Regions from separate parts of the Homo sapiens genome. Here region 1 is linked to region 2. Evidence: chromatin contacts called from ENCODE Hi-C or POLR2A ChIA-PET data. All regions are on one chromosome and are shown on one strand. Each heading gives the region's core, a stretch centred on a gene start or an enhancer-like site at or near the end of the contact. The rest is flanking DNA. Distances are from core to core; before and after follow the strand shown. Region 1 holds the start of CUL4B (cullin 4B). Region 2 holds the start of DOCK11 (dedicator of cytokinesis 11).

Region 1 (4,267 bases), core at 1-2,500, 2.1 Mb after region 2:
CCCAGCAATGCCAAGGCTCGCTATGCACCTGAAATAAATAAACCTCTTTAGAATACAAATTTCTCACCTGCAAAATCCGGATCAATCATACCGATTGTCAGTGTTATAAGGAATAACAGATTAAATACAATAGGTTGAAAAAGACCTCAAAATACTGCACAGAAACACCCGGTGTATGCTTCAGCACAAGGATCCTAACCACCCCCGGAAAATGAACCCTCCACCAAAAAAGGACCTCCCCTCCACCTCATTGATTATGCATAAAACATTAGGCCACCTCCAAACTGTTTAATATATTAACATAAATAGAGCACGTGACCCCTCGAGTGTCAAATCCTTATTAGGTGATTATGGATTTTGGCCTTGGTTACCTTTAAAGTTCTTGATCACTAACTTCTTAGCAGAGCCAGGTTTGCTGTTAGCAAAGCTAGAGACGGTGGTAGAAGATTTGGCTAGGCCGTTTGCATGATGCACCGAAGCCACAGAAGAGATTAATATACTCTTATTTTTAAGTTGCTGCTGCTGAGATGTTGCAGCAGTTGGTGAAGATGAGGAGGAGGAGGAGGAGGATTCCTCAGCCATCTTCGCATCAAACCCTACAAACTCCAGGGTGTCTTCAAAACGCAGCTTCTTCTGTATCGGTACGTGGCTGGAAGCAGCCACTGAAACCCCCAGGCAGAAGGACGAGGTTGAAGGGGATGCCGAATCCCTGGGTTGTAAAGGAGGAGTGGAAGAGGAGGAAGAGGTGGAATCAAAGTCTTCTCTCTCGTTACTACTGTTACTGCTGCTACTGCTGCTGCTGTTTAACTTTCTCTTCTTGGCAGAGGTGGGCGGAGTGGTGCTGGTATTACCATCAGTGGCAGATCTGACCTCCTGAGCAGCAGCAGCAGCTGAGGGACTGGGGGAAGAAAAACCTGTTGGAAACATGAAAATAGCGGGGTCAACAGGCAGAGGAGCATCAAAAACCTACGTTTATATGCCTGCGTGCGTGTAGGAGAGAAGGTAGCAATGCTAGAGGGGGAAGGGAAGAAAGAAGAGAGGAGAAACACAGAGGACGAGAAGGAAAGTGAAGGGGGGGGCTACACCGGGGGAATGGGAGGGTTTGGGAAGGCGGATAGGCTGACACCAGGAGTGAGCAGAACGAGGGGGGAGAGCGAATGAGGAGGCAGACAGGTAAACGGCCGTGCCGTCCCCCTCCCCTGCTTTTCGATCTCTCTCCCCCCCTTTCTGCAGGAGCGACTCAGCGAGTCTGTGAGGCTGCAGCTCCTCCTCCTTTTCTCCCTCTCCCTGGGAGGGGAGAGGCTGTGGTTGGGGGAAAGGGGGAGGGGGAAAGAACCAGGGCTTGTTATTGTCAATAGCACAAGAGGCTAAAGATGGCGCCATTTCCGGTCACGCGGCGCCGAGGGAGGGGCGGTGTCAACCTCAGGGAGTGGGGGTGAGGGAAGCGCTGCAGCCGCCCGGGGGGCGGGGGAGCTCGCGCGTGAGGGGGCGGCTGGAAAGGGGCGGCTAAAGTGCCCCAGACGCTCGCGCTAGTTCGCTCCTGCTCCCGCTCCCCTTCGCGATCCCCTTTCCTGGCAGCGCCTTCCTTCCCTGGCCCACCGGGAACTCCCACTCCCTCCTTAACGGTCCCGCGGGAAGCTTCGCGCCGCAGCGCCCTTACCGGAAGTGACTGGGCAGACACTTTTCATAGCGCCCAGATCCCGAAGCCCCCAGGTCCGCAGGACTTGAGTGGGGGGGGGAAGGGGGGAGGGAGAAATTGGGGGGAAGAAAAGTGGATAGGAGGAGGGGGCGGGCCTTCGAGACACCTTCGGAGCTCCTGATTGGAGCTTTCTGAAGGCGAGGGGGTGGGGGGGGTGGCGGGAGGAGCGGGAAGGAGCCTCGGGGGAGGGAAGGTAGTGACGGCGAGGGGCGGAGTGAGCTAGCTGGGAAAACGGAGGAGGAGGAAGAGGAGGAGAGAGGGAGGGACGGAATAAAACGTAAGGGTCCGGGAGAATAGAAACTTTGAAAGAGATGAAAGAATAAGGAGTGGTTGCAAGGCTAGGGGAGTAACCCTAAATAGAGGAAAACATAATCATGCCATTATGCCCGCTGCTGGAGAGGAATGTCCCTATGTTAAGATAGGAAAGGAGAAGAAAACGAGCTAAGATAGGAAGAAAAGGACTTTTTAATTCGGTGCCGGTATAAATTGTTTCTCTTTTATCTCAAGGCACCACAGACCCAAGGCTGAATAAGGCCTGAATTTTGATGCCTTTCTCTTTCATGTAGCTGTAAATCCTTTTATCTTACTACCAGGAGCATTTTCTAAGCTGGCTGGCCAAATTAAGTGTGTATTCTAAGGCGAAGAAATGGAAAGGTAACTAACCCCTCACCCACCCAGCACTATGCCCAGGATCGTCCTAACCCCCACTCTATCAGTCCTTAACTCAGTAATTTATAGACCCAACAAAGCTAAGACCCACTTCCTTCTTTTGCCAAATCTCAGTTTACACGCTGTCCCAAAGGAGACATTTTAGAACCATATCGGCAAAAGTCAGTGTTTTCTACTAATGTGTTTCATGACCCCATGCTTTACAATTGATTATTGATTTAAAAAATCTTTAAGTTTGGTTAAATTAGCAACAATAAACCTTGTAAATTCCCTGTTGGGAGTTTTTACTTAACCTTGGGGCATTCTCAGAGGGAGGTAACACAATATCAAAAACTAAATTTGCCAACCTGTTGATCATTCTAACTGCAAAAGCATTCAGTTAGCATGTATGGTAAGACTATGCAAGGTCTCTGCCCTTGAGAAGCCAGTAGGGGAAGATAGTTTCAAAACTAATTTCCATAACAATAATATGACATATATACAAAGTGCTGTCAGAAGAGGCAAAACAAGAAATTTGGGAGAAATCTGGAATAGGAAGAGTTCTACAGAGATTATGTTTATGCTGTGTCTCAAAGTGGGAGTTGCCAAAAAGAGAAGAGGGAACAGGATGAAAGGCATTCTGGGGAACGGAAACAAGGGCAAAGCAAGGAGTGAAAGGGCCAGGCCTGTTTATGGAAACATGGAAAGTGCAGTGAGGCTGGGAAGTAGGATGTCTGGCTGGGAGTAAGGAAGATGAGGCTCAAAAGTGCCTGGCACACCAAGCCAAGAATTTGGAGTCTACTCTGTAGGCGATCATAGATAGCAGGGAGACAATCCAGCAAGCAGAGCTTTTACAAACCAGGGGTGACAGGATTGTGAGTGGAGTAAAAGCAGCTTGTATGGTATACCTTGTGATAGGTGAATCAGAACCCTGCAAATAAATCAACTTTCTAACTTTGTTTAAACAGGCCCACTTGTTTTTGTGTCTTGAAAAGTCCCTGATTAAAATGCAAATCAACCTTTGGCATTATTAGACAATATCATTGCTATTTGATGACAGCCTGCTGAAAGCAAGGCTCTAATGGAACTTAGAACCGCTGAGAAGGGAGATGGGGGCCTGAAAGGAGACAGATGGAAGCACTCCTATCTGTTTTGAATATACCACATAGTTTTTTTCATTTTGTTTTGTTTTGAAGACAGAATCTTGCTGTGTCGCCCAGGCTGGACTGCAGTGGTGTAATCTTGGCTCACTGCAACCTCTGCCTCCCGGGTTCAAGCGATTCTTGTGCGTCAGCCTTCTTGAGTACCTGGGACTACAGGCATGTATCACTACGCCTGCTAATTTTTTTTGTATTTTTAGTAGAGTCAGGGTTTTGCTATGTTGGCCAGGCTGGTCTCGAACTCCTGGCCTCAAGTGATCCGCCTGCCTCAGCCTCCCAAAGTGCTGGGCCTACCATATAGTTCTTGCTGCCCAAATAGAAACAGTAAACTCTTAAGGCCAGGAAAGACACCTTAATACATTGAACTTTCCTTTATCGTGTCTCACAGTTCACAAAATGCTGAACCACTGTAAATGCAGGGTAAATGCTTATTGAATTGAGTATTTCATTGCATGTGAATAAAATAATGCTGTGTCTTTATAAGGGAGGATTAACTGACTCATTTTCAGGATTTAATGAACAAGGTTGTTCTAATTCATGTAGTTAAAATCTTTAGGAGGGTATATGAAGTGCTAGCCATTTTAAAAAATTACAAATATTAGTGCAACTGAAAGGGAATGGACATAAAGATAAGAGAAAGCTGCTTTTGCCATACAAAGATAAACTTTTCTACTAACCTAAATGATAGCTGAGTCCTGTTAATATTTAACTACATTCTAGTAATAATAGTTCCCTATCTCACATGGTTATCTAAGCCCTT
Region 2 (4,451 bases), core at 543-3,042:
CAAACCGATTGGGAGTCTAGACCATCCCACTAGTCAATAAGAGGGAGCTTATCATGGTTTTTTCATCAGTCATGATTCATCACCTGGAGTTGGGCCTGCCTTCCTTAAACCCTGTGGCTCTGCCCTATATCTGAAGTAAATCTGGGCTCTCTTTGCAAGCAAAAAGTGTTATAGCTATTGTGGTGGTAACCAACAGCATGAGCCACACAGGCATTTATGGAACAGAGGGTATGAATTCTTGGAGATCAGCCTACACGCAACAATTAACAAATTTTACACGTACTGTGCAAAACTAAGATTTGTGACAGAATGTCTTTAGAGGACTTCCAGGTCCCAGGCCCTCTAGGAGCCTCCATATATGCTTTATTGAGACTGATGGGATGGCTGAAATAGGCTTACTGCGAAGAGACTTGGCCTTTTCTGGGTTCAAAGAAACCATCACCACGCATGCCCTTGTTTCCATAATAAAGTCCCCTAAAAGACTGTTTGGTCTTTGAGGGTGGGGAAAGTGCCCGATGGGTGGTGGTAGGACTGCTTTCAGAAGGGCTGCTCGGTCCCCCAGACTGAGGGCCATTTTCAAACTCTCAACAAATGAAATAACCAGATAGAAAACTGCCACCATCAGTGGAGCCTTTCACTCTGCACTTCAGGAGGTCTGACAGGGTCACTAGTACTTCAAGATTCCCGTCCCTATTTCTGTCTTAAGCATGTTCGTTTTATACCCTGTTATGAGATGTTCTTTGATTCTTGGAAAAACAATTTCTTGGAAGCTGAAAAGAGTAAGGAGATGAATAGGAAATGGAGAGGTGAGTGCAGGGCACTTGTAAAAGCTACTATAAGATTGGTAAGTCCACCAAACCCAGGGAGATGGCCTTCCTAATGCCCACCCCCACCCCACTCCTGGTGCAGTCAGTGCTGACCTAGGGATCACCTGCCACAGGCTCATCCTAATGCCCACCCCCACCCCACTCCTGGTGCAGTCAGTGCTGACCTAGGGATCACCTGCCACAGGCTCAGGCTCCACCACCCAGCTCTCCCCCGTGGGGGACGGAGCGAGGGGTGCCGCCACAATAAGTTCCCACTTCCAGAAGCATGCTCTCTCCCCAGTGTTGCCCCCTGTTAGGTGAGCCAACTGAGTAGGAAAACGGTGTGGGCGAGGAGGGGGACCCAGTCGAGCCGCTCACGCTGGAAAGCAGCTCTCTGTCCTTCGACATTGGTGCGACCCTTCCCCAAGGAGCACACAAAAGGCGGCTGCTCCACGTTGTTTTCCAGCCCCTAGCCGCCTGGGCCCTGGGGGCTTGCGGGGTGGAGGGACGTGAGAGTTCTCCAGCCCTCCTGCGGGCACTGCAGCTCGGAGGCGGGAGAGGAGCACTAGGGCGGGAGAGGAGCACGCCCCACTCTTGGAGACATTTCATCACCCCTCTCTGTTCCCCCACCCCACCCCGCCCTCCCCACTCAAGCGGAAAAAAAGAAGCAGCCCAGATCTCCCCTCCCGGATGCGGCTGCACCAGCAACATCAGCTGCGGGCGGAGCCCGAGCGGTAGCCACTTCCCCCCTCTTCCCTCGTGACCCTCGCCCCCACCTCCAGTTCTCCCTCCCCCTCTACACACCCTTCCCCATCAGACACACCCTCCTGCTTCGGCTGGTGGCGATCGGAGCTCGGGCCCTCTAGGGGAGGGAGCTGCCGCCGCCGACGCCGTGGGGCAGGACAGTGAGCGGGCGAAGCGAGCGAGAAAAGGAGGGAAGGAGGGAACGAGGGAGGAGCAGCGGGTGGGAGGTGGGAGGGAGGAGCAGCGTGAGCCGCGCCGCCGCCGAGCTGCGATGTGGCCGGCCGGCCGGCGAGTAAACAGAGGGAGCAGCAGCGGCCGCGGCCGCCGCGGGCCGGGGCAGTGAGTCCACCCGCCCGCCGAGGTCCGCCCGCCCGCCGAGACCCGCCCGCCGCCGCTGCCATGGCCGAAGTGCGCAAATTCACCAAACGGCTCAGCAAGCCTGGCACGGCGGCTGAGCTCCGGCAGAGCGTGTCTGAGGCCGTGCGGGGCTCCGTGGTGCTGGTGAGTGGCCGGGGGACGGGGCATCCCGGGGGACGCGCTCCAGGCGGGAGCGACGCGGGAAGGGGCAGGAACGGCGCCAGTGCGGCCGCTTGGTGCGCCGCGCGCTGTCTTTCTCCGCTCCAGTAAGTTTTCGCACCGGCAGCCGCCGGCCGGGGTCCGAGTCCCAGGCGCCGGCTGACAGCTCTCCGGCCGCCCGGCACGGCGGAGGCGTGCGCCGGGATGGAAGCAGACGGGCAAAAGCCGGGCTCGGACGGCTGCGGAGGAGGCGGAGGCGGAGGCTCCCACCCAGGGTCGGGGCCGGGGGTGTGAGCTAAAGAGCTGACCTCGCGCTGCTCTGGACTCGGCACAAAGAGCCGGGGACAAGGGCACGACGAGATCCTGATCCCCTCCCGCGAGCACCTGAGGCCGCCTAGGCGGAAGGATGCGATGAGCGTTTGGCACACACACTCTCGCGCGCACACATACACACACTGTGTACACAAAAAAGAACCCCACCCAGAAAGCCCCGGGCGCCCAAGCTCGGGCTGGCGGTGAGAACAGAGGAAGCAGAGCGACTTCCTCCTGCAACTGGGGAGAGAGGGTGGTGATGGGTGTTGAAGGGGTGCTGCTGCGGAGGAAGGGCATTAGAAACAACGGGGTTCTGCGACAGAGTGGGCGCAGGGTCATCCACCGCAGGGAGAGTGTGTCCCTCGGGGACACGCGAGCGCTCCAGAGGCAAGGGGACCAAGGGGACGGTGCCGTGGGGATTTGGGGGAAGACTGGGTGTGTCAGTCCAGGGATGGAGGACCTGGGGTCAGAGCCCCACAGCTCAGGACTGGGGGATGGGGATTCGAAAGCGCGCTGACTCCCTGGGAACCCTCCCAGAGCACCCTCAGCCTTATCCAGATTGTCTGACTCTGGAGAAAGGCTAAAGGGTGCTAACGGGCACTTGCCCCTTCTCTTGTTTTCAAGACACTCGTTGCCAGTTTCCTGGACAAGCGAACAAACCCTGAATAAGCAATCGGACTGATTAATTAGTGTTTGTTTTGTTACTTTGTTTTTTGGTTGTTGTTTTTGTTTGTTTTTGTCTCCCTCAGCTCCATTTTACAGCGAGTCGTTTGCTGTGTTTAAATTTCACCGTTTAAGAGAGGGCTCTTTTTGTTAAAACAACTTGTCATCGGAAGGGAACTTCACAGCTTTTCCTTGTAATTTTTCTGTTGATCTTGTAGAATCAGCAATAAAACCCAGCATTAAAGGGAGGCCAGGGGCTTGATCCCAACAGTGGAGAAAGTTGACATTAGTGGGAGTTCTGGAGGAGGATCAAAGGTAAACTATGTACCTTTGAGATAAAGATCTGATCCCTAATAGCTACAACTGTGCAAACCTAAGTGACTTTAAAGAAATCTCTTTATTGTGGCTAGACCCTTGAAAGTTTAATTCTGCTGTTTAGTGGAGCTAAATCCAGACCTTTAATGTTACTTTAATGGACTTGGCTTGTGTATTTCAGTCTGATTTTGGAGTGAGGACCTGTTGAGGTCAGATTGGAGCCTTGCCTGTCATCACAGCCAGTTAAGAGAGGAAGGCAAGCTGTGTGCAGAGCATTTATACCAGGGCTCTCATCTTGGGTGATTGTTAACACGTGATTCAATCTACCTAGCAGAGAACGCTTTCCTAAATTCAGAGAAAACAAAAAACCTTCCTTGAGCGGGGTTGGCTGGCCTTCTACCACAACACGTGAAGAAAGCTGTAGGTGGCCAGATTTCTCGAGAATAAATGGGACTAAGAAAACTTCCACTGGGATTTGATCAGCACTTGACCTGCCACCCTAGCAGCAAAAAGTTAACATTAGCATTCTTTCCCCTGTTTTTAGGTTTTCAAAAGAATTTTGTGCATTGTAGGTTCAGCGGCTCCTTCCTGACCATTGATTCTATGGCGAAGGAGGAAAAACTGTTATTGGCAGGAGTCTTTTCTAGGAGACGCTGGCAGTGGCCATGGTTCCCTTGTCAGCCCAGCTTACTTGGGACCAAGGTCATTGATTTTTACCGTTTACACCAGGCAATGCAGAGGAATATTTACTCATTACTCTAGTATGTGAACCACATTGAGATTTTGGGAGTGAGGGAGAACAGATTCTAGTAATCTAAATCAATGAATATCTATTGAGCCCTTACAATGTGCCACACACAATGCTAGATGCTCTATAATTATGAGAATGCAAATGATCTTTTTCTTCATTTGTTTTCATTATTTACAATCTGGGTTGGTTGTGTGTATGGGAATGTCTTTGTCAATAGGACACCCAGATTATGCACACAAATCAAGTTTAGATTCTTCATAGAGCCTTAGCAAATGCTATTTGTAAGCAGTTTAGTCAACGAAAAAATAAGGAAATAGTTCTTACATGGAATGTATGCTCCTAAA

Evidence for each region. Hi-C counts contacts between places; a loop is a spot of excess contacts on that map. ChIA-PET counts read pairs that join two places held with the same protein, here RNA polymerase II (POLR2A). Pooled maps may share reads with other maps.
Region 1: a pooled map shows a loop between it and region 2 (16-fold over the local background). The contact joins the promoter of CUL4B here to the promoter of DOCK11 in region 2. A Hi-C loop is called at or near these places in 6 of 50 pooled maps. POLR2A ChIA-PET finds 5 or more read pairs at or near these places in 2 of 52 experiments (OCI-LY7 and activated B cell).

Annotation. Positions count from the first base shown.
Region 1 is chrX:120,559,712-120,563,978 of GRCh38, forward strand. CUL4B (cullin 4B) reads right to left here and starts at 1,251. Exons shown (of 20, transcript NM_001079872.2): 1 at 372-1,251. The coding sequence starts at 927. RefSeq lists enhancers at 320-1,205, 1,203-1,497, 1,206-2,090 and silencers at 1,471-1,550, 1,851-1,900.
Region 2 is chrX:118,494,023-118,498,473 of GRCh38, forward strand. DOCK11 (dedicator of cytokinesis 11) reads left to right here and starts at 1,793. Exons shown (of 53, transcript NM_144658.4): 1 at 1,793-2,051. The coding sequence starts at 1,950. RefSeq lists enhancers at 1,131-1,200, 1,603-2,581 and silencers at 1,611-1,750, 1,861-1,940, 2,031-2,090, 2,261-2,320.